Linked DNA regions of Homo sapiens: region 2 is linked to region 1. The links are chromatin loops, found by intact Hi-C in ENCODE. Cell type or tissue: heart right ventricle. All regions are shown on one strand. Each heading gives the region's core, and the rest is flanking DNA. Links, peaks and the distances in the headings are about the cores only.

Region 1 (6,044 bases), core at 1,182-5,181:
GTCTATCCTGCTAACAGGAGTGAACCGAGGGTATCACCCAGAAAACTGCAGAAAACTGGCTACAAACTGGCCTCAGTCACTGATAACTGCAGGAAGGGGTGACATTCTTATTTCCCTGACTCCTCAGAGAATCCGAAACAGAAGGAGAAGTTGAGCATGGACAGAGTTAACCGTGTTGACTTATAAACTAGAACTGCCTGAAACCAAATGTGGAGTTAAAGCATCTGATAGAGTTAGGACCCCTAGTGCATTTACATACTTGACTCATTAAAAGAAAATTCTGGTGGAGTCCCTGGACACCATCCTAGGTGGTCAGGGAGATGCAGGATAATACAGCCTTTGTGGCTGGAGGGCCAAGCCCAAGAGAGGAATGCTGGCATCTGAAGATCAGGCCTTATTTATCTGAATAACTGACTGGAATCAGTGGTCTACTTTACCTTAGAGAGAAATGGCAAGAAATGGCAACCACTCTTATATTTTTCTTTCTCTTTCTGTTCAGTTCATACTTGCTGCTCAACCTGCTACAGTTTTCACTTGTCAATCTCATAAGTTTCCTTTGACTGAGTTTGCATAGTTTAACACTTTAGAATCATGAATTCAGAAACCCAGGCTTTAGTGACAACACTGCCACCAAACAGGTTTCAGTTTGCTAGGAAAGCCTTACGTAAGTTATTTTCTGTAGGTGAGAGGTGCTGCCTTGGGTTCCAGAATCTTCGCCAGTTAGTTTTGATTTGCAATAGAAGTAAACTGCTCAATTTAAGCAGAAAATTGGTTGGTAGCTCATAAATCATGGGAAGGTTGGAGAACTAGTCATTAAACAGGAACAGCCCCTCAAACCATGCCTTAAAACTGGTCTGATGAATTATTTCAACTCAATTTTAAAAAGACAACCCAATTTAAAAATAGGCAAAGGATCTGAATAGAAGTTCTCTAAAGAAAATATACAGATGTCCAGTGAGCACATGAAAAGATGGTCAACATCATTATCCATCAGATAAATGTCAAATAAAACCACAACAAAGCCTAAGTGTCTATTAATGGATGAGTGGATAAGGAAAATGGGATATATAGACACAATGGAATATTATTCGGCTATAAAAAGCAATGAAATTCTATCATTTGCAGAGATGTGGATGGATCTGGAGATCATTACGTTAAGGGAAATAAGCCAAGCACAGATAGACAAATATCACATGTTCTCAGTCATTGGGAGCTAAGAAAGTAGATCTCATGAAGATAGAGAGTAGATTGGTGGTTACTACAGGCCAGGAAGGGTAGCAGGGAGGCAGGGATGAAGAGAGATTGATTAATGGGTACAAATATACACTTAGGGCTGGGCGCAGTGGCTCACACCTGTAATCCCAGGACTTCGGGAGGCTGAGGCAAGCGGATCACTTGAGGCCAGGAGTTCAAGACCAACCTGGCCAGCATAGTGAAACCCCATCTCTACTAAAAATACAAAAAAAAAAAAAAAAAATTAGCCGAGTGTGGTAGTGCATGCCTATAGTCCCAGCTACTTAGACAGGAGAATCACTTGAACCCAGCAGGTAGAGGTTGTAGTGAGTGGGATTGCGCCACTGCACTCCAGAGCAAGACTCTGTCTCAAATAAACAAACAAACAAACAAATACACTTAGAACAAATAATACCTGGTGTTTGATAGATCAGTAGGGTGATTGTAGTTAACATTAATTGACTGTACATTTCAAAATATCTAGAAGAAAATAAATTAAATGTTCCTAGGGTAAAGAAAAAATAAATGTTTAAGGTAATGGATATCCTAATTACCCTGACTTGATTGTAAAATGTCTCAAATGATCACATGTACTGAGAAAATATGTACAGCTATTACATATCAATAAAAATAAATTAAAATCTCACACACACAAAACCACAATAAGATACCACTTCACACTTTCTAAGATGGCAAAGACAGATGTTGGGAGAGGATGCGGAAGTATCAGAATCCTCATATAACACTGGTAGGAATGTAAAATTGTACAACCACTTTAGAAAACAGTCTGGCAGTTTCTCAAACAGTTAAACATAGAGTTACCATATGACTCTGCAGTTCCACTCCTAGGTATGTACTCGAGAGAAATGAACACATTTGCCCACATAAAAATCTGTACATTAATATTCATAGCATCATTATTCATAATAGCCAATAAATGGAAACAACCCAAATGTCCATTAACTAATGAAGAGATAAAGAGGCCAGGCGTGGTGGCTCACACCTGTAATCCCAGCACTTTGGGAGGCCGAGGCGGGTGGATCATGAGGTCAGGAGATGGAGACCATCCTGGCTAACACAGTGAAACTCCATCTCTACTAAAAATACAGAAAATTAGCGGGGCGTGGTGGCGGGCGCCTGTAGGCAGGAGAATGGCATGAACCCAGGAGGTGAAGCTTGCAGTGAGCTGAGATCTTGCGACTGCACTCCAGCCTGGGTGACAGAGCGAGACTCCATCTCAATAAAAAGAGATAAAGAAAATGTGGGCTGGGTGCAGTGGCTCACACCTGTAATCCTAACCAATACTTTGGGAGGCCAAGGCAGGAGGATCATTTCCACCCGGAGCAACATGGCGAGACCCTGTTTTTACAAAAAAATTTAAAAATTAGCTGAGCATGGTATAGTTCTAGCTATTCTGGAGTCTGAGATGGGAGGGTTGCTTAAGCCCAGAAGTTTGAGGCTATGGCAAGCTATGATCGGCCACTGCACTCTAGCCTGGGCAACAGAGCAAGACCCTGTCTCAAAAAAAAGGGTTATATTCATACAATGGAATATTATTTGGCCATAAAAAGGAATGAAGTACTGATACATGAATGGACCCTGAAAACTTTATGCTAAGTAAAATAAGTCAGATACAAAGGAAAACATATTGTATGGTTTCATTTATATAAAATGCCCAGAATAGGCAAATCTGTAGAGACCCAGAGTAGATTTGTGTTTGCCTAGAGCTGGAAGGGAGATGTGGAAGGGATTAGGGGTGATGCTTTAGGGGCATGGGGTGTCTTTTTGGGGTGATGAAAATGTTCTAAAATTATCTGTGGTGATGATTGCACAACTCTGTAAATATACTGAAAGCCATTGAATGGTACACTTTAAAAGGGTGAATTTTATAGTATGTGAATCATACTACAATAAAGCAGTTTTTAAAAAATCATCTGGTGAGGAAACTGTTGCCATGGCTGGGGCACTAGATGTCACAATTTGTGCTATTGCCACATCCACACCAGCAGTTCCATATTGCAGCAACTGGGACCCCTGCTACTGCCAGAGAGAACAAGGAGCTGCACATCTATTTCTTTCCTCAGTAGCTCTCAAGTCGGTCTAAAAACGGATGTGAAGGTCTTCACTAGGAGAGTATCTGGTGCTGTCAGCTCTGTCTCCCCAGGCCCCCCAAGGTGGGGAATTCACCAACTGGGAAGAGAGATCATTTGCTCAACTGTCTTTTTGGATGTCAGATGTCTGCTGGACCAGCAGGGGGCCCCGGGCTAGGCTTTTCTTCAGATTTTGTTACCTGACCCTCAGATCATTTAACACAGGATGCAGTATATTTTGCTATTTCTGTGGATGTACAACACTTTGTTTAAGCAATAGAATAAACTAGTTAATATTTCCCAAGGAAATTTAATTGAAAATACAACATAGGTCAGTGAACAGATAAAACCATATGAGGTTGAAGTTTTCCCCCATTAAATATCAGCTGAATCTGAGTATTCACTGTTTATTCCAGCATGGACATTCCATTTTACAATAAGAACAAAAAAGTCTTTCACTCTGGCCTCAATATGACCTGTCTTACACACCTTGGTATTTCTGCTTTGAGGTTTCAAAACTCCTTTGAGATCGTATCACTGTTTGCTATTATCAGGAATTTAATTCCTTCTAAAGCCTTTTGGTCTGTATGCCTAGGGTAATCCTCCTTTGGAGAATTGTCACCATCTCACAGGTGGGCTATAATAGAGTGTATGTATGACCCTGGTTCAGGGGAGAAATCAGACTCCAGTAGTGTCAGATTGTCTTCTCTGGTAAGTTGGAAATGGAGGCAGAGATTCTCTTTAGTTAGCTTGGAGGTTTGGGGGACATTTCTCAACTTTTTGGAGATCTAGTCAACTTTATTTTGATCTTTTCTTGAAAATTATTAATTTTTCTGTCAGTCAAAAAATATTCTAGGGCCGGGAACAGTGGCACATGCCTGTAATCCCAACACTGAAAGGCTGAGGCAGAAGGATTGATTGAGCCCAGGAGTTTGAGGCCAGCCTTGTCCACATAGGGAGACCCCCATCTCTACAAAAAATTAAAAAATTAGCTGGGCATCGTGATGCGCACCTGTAGTCCCAGCTACTTGGGAGGCTGAGGTGGGAGGACGATTTGAACCCAGAGGTCAAGGCTGCCATGAGCTGCGATTGCACCACTGCACTTCAGCTTGGGCAGCAAAGTGAGACTGTGTTAAAAAAAAAATTCTAAATGTACATCTGTGAAACTGTCCAAACTGTCCAAGATGTGGTAAAGAAGAATATTAGCTAAAATTGCTGAGCATAATTTGGTATCTAAGATGGTGTCCAGGAAAAAAAAAAAAAGGTATTTAATGCTAAATAAAAACTCTCTGTCAAGGCAGGAATCCCAGAGTGTAGAAGGGTGGGGAGGTGACAATCCATAGGGAAAGGGTATGACCCCCACTGTGGGTCTGAATGCTGTATCACACTCAAGTGTGTTTCTGAAACCTTAAAACAGTTCACCCAAAGTAGAGCGACCAGAATCCTGTGAGCAGACCCTGTGTGCAAGGGTCTGAAAGCCATTCGAACTGGTCCTATCACCCAGGAGAGGCTCCATCCTTCATCAAAGCAAGTCATGCCAACAAGCAGAAGTTTTCCTACCCCTTTATTTTTGTTCTCTTGGATATAGATATTAGAAGAGGGAAAAGCAATAAAATATCTTTTCTGAAAGCCAGGAGTCCCTGCCTTTGTTCTTGGTTGATCTCTTAATCTCTTTGGGAAATAATTTTCTGTTACTGAGGGTGCCATTTGGGGATAGCTATGTTGAGAGAGAGAGAGGGAGAGAAAGAGAGAGAAAGAGGGAGAGAGAGAGAAAATACTTGTAGAGACAAGGAGAGACCAGAGCCAAATTGACACATCAGAGATAGAGTAGCTCCCTTGACTCCTGATGGTTTTCCTGTTTCCCCTTCACTGGGAGGCCTAAATATACCTCTGGCCCCTGGAACCTATGAGAAGTCTCTATTTCTTTAAAATAAAAACCCTCTATTTAACCTAGCCTGAAAGAGTTTGTTCCTTACCACCACAAGTGCCTTAACCCCTTCTTAACATTTCTAACAGCTTTTAAACATTTTTCTCCTGGCTTGGCGCAGTGGCTCACGCCTGTAATCCCAGCATTTTGGGAGGCCGAGGTAGGCAGATCATGAAGTCAGGAGTTCGAGACCAGCCGGGCCTAGTATGGTGAAACCCTGTCTCTACTAAAAATACAAAAATTAACCAGGCGTGGTGGCGCACGCCTGTAGTCCCAGCTACTCAGGAGGCTGAGGCAAGAGGATCTCTTGAACCTGGGAAGCGGAGGCTGCAGTGAGGCGAGATCGTGCCACTGCACTCCAGCCTGGGTGATAGAGTGAGACTTGGTCTCAAATAAATAAATAAAATAAAATAATTTTCTCTTGCAGGCCTTGGCAACACATGTGCTCTAAGCCAGAGCTAGCCAAAAGAACCCCTTAAAACTGGAGTTATGCCCAACATGTCCAGAAATACTATAAATAGATAGATAGATATAGTATTTTTTTTTTTTTTACAATCAGGAATGTTTTGGACATCAATAATAACCCTAACACTGAAACCCAAAGCTACCATTAGTCCTTAATCACCACAACATGCCTGCAGAAAATTTTTAAAAACCTGCTTCAGAATTGAAAGAACTTTTATTTCCCACCCACACATCTTCCCACTGCAAATATTTTAAACTTGATTGAACAGAGCTACAGACCTGAAGAAAGGTCTATATTGACCTAACACCAACTTAAGCATATATCATCC
Region 2 (6,044 bases), core at 636-4,635, 370 kb after region 1:
AAAATGACACACTGTGGGCCTGAAGATGGTGGGATGAACACCACACAAGATCTGAAGCCCTAGGGACTATCTCCCAGGCTGTCGATTGCCTGTGAGGTTAGTAACACGAACTTCATGATGCTCAATACAAGTATTTTTCCTGCAGAAAGGAAAACGGAGCATGGAAATTAACCATTGGGAGCCTTGTGTCCCTTTAGTCCCTAAACCCCTACACAGCCTATGTATGGACATTTCAGATTAAGTTCAGCCAGGGATGTGTTGCATCTCCCTTCTCACTCCTCCTCCCTGTCTGGATAATTGGGTATGATGTGTCATTTATTTTTAAAGCCCTGAGAGAGGGGAGTCATGGTTGCCCTCTGTGACTCACTCATGATTTTGGCCAAATTGCAAATTGCAGAAGCAAAGCAAAATCAACCTGCCTTCTCCCCATGCCTATGGCTGGCTCCCTGTGACCCGTGCCAGAGTTCCATGCCTCCACCTGCCACCATGCTACCCCAGCGCCCCTTTCCAATCAGCTCATCTGGTGTGTGGGCAGCCCATCCATGTAGCTTGATATTTTAGAAGGCTTTTTTGAAAATTCAGCATTGTGCCTACACCAATATGGTGTTGTCCTTTTGCAGTTTTGCACCACCCCGGTTCCAGAGAAATAATTCCCCAAATCCAATGATGATGGGTGAGGTCTGCCTTCTCTGGAACATTCGGTACATGCAGGCCCAGGAATAAATAACATGTGCTGTTCTCTTTGCAGTCTGATGTGGATAATGATCTGGTTGGGGACTCCTGTGACACCAATCAGGACAGGTATGGCATGTCTCCCAACTGCAGAGAGACAGATGCAAACATCCGGAGAGGGTTTTTGGTTTGTTTTTTTTTTTGAGGCGGAGTCTCACTCTATCACCCAGGCTGGAGTACAGTGGTGCAATCTCGGCTCACTGCAAGCTCCGATTCCCAGGTTTATGCCATTCTTCTGCCTCAGCCTCCCAAGTAGCTGGGACTACAGGCGCCCGCTACCATGCCTGGCTAATTTTTTTGTATTTTCAGTAGAGACGGGGTTTCACCATGTTAGCCAGGATGGTCTCGATCTCCTGACCTTGTGATCTGCCCGCCTCGGCCTCCCAAAGTGCTGGGATTACAGGCGTGAGCCACTGTGCCCAGCCCGGAGAGGGTTTTAAATTTCAGAACTTCCTGCTGCTCCATTCCTTGGGATCTTTCTGGGTGGACTGAGCTGCTGGTGGGATAATAGCCCTGCCTCTGGTCAGAATTACCATGAAAATTCTCCCTGAAAGTTCTGTATAGGGTATAACGGTGTCAGAATAGGTTACTAGGCACTCCAGCAAGTGAGATCTATTTCAGGAGAGGTAATATAGCATCATGCTTCACAGATGGGCTCTGGAATAAGACAGCTAGATATAAATTTCAGCTCCTTCTCTTACATGCCAGCTAACCTTAGGCAAATTACCTAATACTTTTGCCTCAATTTTCTCATCTGTAAAATGAGGATGACAATAGATCTAGCTCATAGGACCATCGTGAAGATTGAGTTGATCCATGGAAAGTGCTCATTATGGTTTCTGTTATATACATAGCACTCAATAGACATTAGCTCTTTTATTTTTATATTCTTTCAGCTCAGGAAAACTTCACCATCATCCCAAAATAGAAGGCTGTCAGTTTGCTGAGGGATTGCTATTATTTCCTGGTCCTTGAAATTTTTTTAATTCAGTTTTCCTTATTTAAGTGGAATTGTTCTGTGGAAGTGAGTTTTGTGAACCCTCCTAGCTCAACACGATGGAGTCCCACATTAAGACTCAAGGCTGGATCAACTGATCAGATTCTGGAAGAACATCACCAAAAACAGACGTGTGTCACTCAGCCCTAGCGGCACCTGCAACCCAAGGTTCTAAACCCTTTTGTCTCCATAGGGAATTCTTACAAAGGCAGCCAGGACAAGGATGAGAGGGAAAGGATTCTAAAAGAGAAAGCAAAAAAAGATGCAATTTCTCTCCTGATACCTGGATCAGAGGTTGCCCTGCAGAAAACCAGTTCCTGACCCAAACCTTACTCAAGGACAGCTCCTATGAAGCCACAGCTCTCTCTCTCTTTTTTTTTTTTTTTGAGATGGAGTCTTGCTCTGTCACCCAGGCTGGCGTGATCTCGGCTCACTGCAACCTCCACCTCCTGGGTTCAAGCAATTCTCATGCCTCAGACTCCCACGTACCTGGGATTACAGGTGTGTGCCACCATGCTGGCTAATTTTTGTATTTTTAGTAGAGACAGAGTTTCACCATGTTGGCCAGGCTGGTCTCGAACTCCTGGCCTCAAGTGATCCACCTGCCTCATCCTCCCAAAGTGTGCATCTCTTTCATTATGCTCTGTGTCCTTGCTGCAAAGTACATATAGTCATCCCTCAGTGTCCCAGGGTATTGGTCCCAGGATACCCCTCTGCCCCCAGGATACCAAAATCCTCAAATACTCAAGTCCCTTATATAAAATGATGTAATATCTGCATATAACCTATACCTGTCCTCCTATATGCTTTAAAAATCCTCTCTAGATTACTTAATACCTAATACAATGTAAATGCTAGGTAAATAGTTATTATACTGCATTGGTTTCTTATTTGTATTTTTTTGGTGTTATTTTTTATTGTTCTTTTTCAAATCTTTTCAATCCTCAGTTGGTTGAATCTGCGGATACGGAACCGCGGATACAGAGGCCTGACTGTACTAGCTAAGTGAACTTAAACATATTTCCCAGTCTCTTCACATCTCAACTTCTTCATCTGCAAAGAGGAGATAAATAAATGCATCGCACAGGTTATGGTGAAAAATCAAGATAATGTAGGTAAAGCTCCCGGCACAGTGCTGGCCCAAGGGTGACATGCAGAAAACAGGGGCCGTGTTATTATTGGTATCACAGTACAAGGAAAGGCACATCAGCAACAGAGCCTGACATCAGATGTCCCTCTCCTCTTCCGAGAGGAAGGTGGGACTGTATCCTGACAACTGCCCTAAATGATGTGCGTCAAGAATGTTCCCTGGTGCAGGTCATCTTGCACTCTGACTACTATCTACATTAATTTCTAAAATATCCTGTCCCACCAGCCTCTAGATATTTGCCCAAAACAAATGACTCATTCTGCTATGTTTTAATTCCCACAAAGTTGAACCTTGGAGAAGAGGATAGGAACTGCTTGTTTTTGCATAAAAATGTTCAGGGCTACATAGAACGGCTGCTAATGGAAATAGCTCAGTCTTGTGTTTTATAAAGCAGACCTGCTGCATGCACAGGGATTCTGCTGTTTGAGCCACATCATTTTCTGCTTGTCAAGGCTGACTTCACTTTCACTGGACCCTTTCTGTCCCCCTGTACCATGTGGTAGGTGTGGCCCTAGAGCATGGTCTGGTCCCTGGCTTCCCTCTCCAAAAGGGTGCAGGGGCAGCTCCTGGCCCAGGACAGGCCGCAGGTGGACCAGGTCTAAAGGAGTGCTCATTCTTTTCCAGAGTAACCATGAGAGGTCTCAGACTCCAGGACACCTCTTGGAGGCAGGGCAGACTCATCTTCAGGTGGCCCCTCAGCCCAGAAAGTCAGGTGGACAGAGAAGGAGAGTTCTGAGAAGTCCTTTAGACCAGCACTGAGCCCGGCCTACACACTCTCCTCGAGAAGGCGTGGCCCTGTTCACTTTGCCCTTCTCCCCATGGCGTTCAGGTCTGAATCCTCATTGGATCCACTAGCCAGGGATTGTGAAGAGTAATATAACGGAAAACACTGTAGGGCTTCCTAAGAGTCAGCACTTTTTCATATATTGAAATTTAATATGCAACATTCTGATTTTCATCATTTAATCTCCATAACAACTCTATGAGGTAGGTACTATTCTCATTTTACAGATGAGGACACTGAGCCATAGAGAGGTCAGGTGTCATGCCTGAGGTCACACGCTGGGCACAGTGGCTGAGCCAGGATTTACACTGAGGCTGTCTGGTTCCACTGCCTGTCATTGTTCCCCTCACACATCCTCTGAGTTGAGTATCATCTAGCAGTTCCCAGGGACTGACTGATAGGAGCATCTGGTCATAAATCATAGAAATAGACCCTTATCTTCTTTAGTAGGAAATGACTCACTTGTTTTAAGAGGTTGGGGATGGGAAAATTGTCTCTGAGGCCCATAGGGCAGCCTTATCTAAGGGAATGACCCCAGTGGGTTTGATTTTAAGAGCCAACCCTGGTTTAAAAAAAACCTCAAGCACAGACTCTCCTTCCTAAAAATGGATCCTTCCTGTTCCCTGCTGAACTGTGAGCCACATCACCTGTCCTTTCTCCTGCAGTGATGGAGATGGGCACCAGGACAGCACAGACAACTGCCCCACCGTCATTAACAGTGCCCAGCTGGACACCGATAAGGATGGAATTGGTGACGAGTGTGATGATGATGATGACAATGATGGTATCCCAGACCTGGTGCCCCCTGGACCAGACAACTGCCGGCTGGTCCCCAACCCAGCCCAGGAGGATAGCAACAGTAAGCAGGCTCAGCCCAGAGCTGCACAGCACCCCTGGGCTCCCTTCAGCCAGGCACATGGGGGCACGCCTCTCTCCAGGCACCAACTCAGAATATCCCCAGCTCCCATCAGCTGCTTCTCTACACCCAGCTTCTCTGCATAGCTGCAGCTTGTGTGGACAGCAGATATCTGGTAGACACCAGTCTCCAACTCAGTCAGGACTGAGCTGCTTTGCATCTTCCTGAACAACCCTAGGATGCCATCACACAGGTCAGGGAAGCAGCCACACACTGTGGCTCAGTCCCCAAAGGGCTTGGAGAGCTGCTCCACCATCTTACCTGTCACCTGCCACCTTCCACTGGGAGTCCCAGAAAAGGAGCAGGATAGAGAGAATGGCACAGTAGAAGTGGTATATGCTGGGTTCACAAACACAGATGCCTGCAGGTGCCAGGCAGATAAGAAAATGTCTGCACCAAGCCAGACATGAGACAGCAGGGAGTGTTGGGGACTGAAGTGACCTGGAGAGGGCATGCCCATCCACAGCAGTGCACATGCAAAAATGCCAGCACGTTAGCTGAACAACACACACGTGGGGGCCACCAGAAGTTAGTGTTAGAGATATTCTGGTAACAATAATTTCCCTGTTTTCTACACATTACAGTCCAGAAAGTGCTGTAGACATTTGCTTATGTGAGGTCAAGCTTAAGATCCACCAGTTGGTGAACTCAACTGTAGGTAATAAGAACTTCTTGAGGACAGAGTGGAGGGCAACTGCTCAAATTGATCTTTCAAAAAACTCTGGGAGGACTGGCCTGGTCACCCAGTACAAGGACTCCAGAATGGGGCCTGGCACCAGCTCAGACATGTCCCCAGGGCTCCTCTCCCAACACTGATGGGAAATCATGGCCCTGGTTGTGGGAGCTTGAGCCCTTCTGTTCCTCATGCAGCCCCCTTCCCTGCCAAGGAGTGGCGGTGGGTGTGAGCGCTATTGAGCTCCTGTCCTTTCTCCACCCCACTCAGGCGACGGAGTGGGAGACATCTGTGAGTCTGACTTTGACCAGGACCAGGTCATCGATCGGATCGACGTCTGCCCAGAGAACGCAGAGGTCACCCTGACCGACTTCAGGGCTTACCAGACCGTGGTCCTGGATCCTGAAGGGGATGCCCAGATCGATCCCAACTGGGTGGTCCTGAACCAGGTGAGTGTCACATGGGCGGCAATGGCTCAGCCTTGCCTCTCAACAGAGGCCCTTCTGATAGTGGTAGGTCATGTTTAGAGGGTGCAGACAATAAGCCAGGCATTCTTCACATTCGCTCTTATTCCTCAACAGCCCTATGACAGACTACTTCAATTATGCCCATTTTACAGAGGATGAAATTGTCTGCTACAGCTTTCATGATTGTAGCAGCTTTAATGATGGTAGCACTGTGGTAAGTAGCTGAGATGACTGGAATTGGGACCCAGGCAGTCTGACCCTAGAACCCACACTTCTGATCTCTGCAGCAGACTGCCTTCTGCATATCCTCCTCATTGTGTAACTA

Evidence for each region. Peaks named below come from ENCODE experiments on the same cell type or tissue, not always from the same donor. Only the 100,000 strongest peaks of a DNase experiment are listed, where the experiment ranks them.
Region 2: a loop joins it to region 1, with 2.7 times the contacts of the local background. A loop is called at or near these places in 25 of 110 quality-filtered maps.

Annotation. Positions count from the first base shown.
Region 1 is chr5:79,699,632-79,705,675 of GRCh38, forward strand. The region is part of intron 1 of CMYA5 (cardiomyopathy associated 5); the gene reads left to right. Among named protein-coding and RNA genes, the nearest start is that of CMYA5, 13 kb to the left of the region's middle. In heart right ventricle, for the core only: CTCF peaks have their summits at 3,478 (motif pointing right) and 3,680; no DNase peak of the experiment used is centred there; H3K27ac peaks cover 3,813 bases.
Region 2 is chr5:80,072,527-80,078,570 of GRCh38, forward strand. It overlaps THBS4 (thrombospondin 4), which reads left to right. Exons shown (of 22, transcript NM_003248.6): 15 at 749-801; 16 at 4,329-4,522; 17 at 5,523-5,701. It overlaps THBS4-AS1 (THBS4 antisense RNA 1), which reads right to left. Exons shown (of 8, transcript NR_109930.1): 4 at 1-139. Among named protein-coding and RNA genes, the nearest start is that of THBS4-AS1, 8.1 kb to the right of the region's middle. In heart right ventricle, for the core only: no CTCF peak of the experiment used is centred there; no DNase peak of the experiment used is centred there.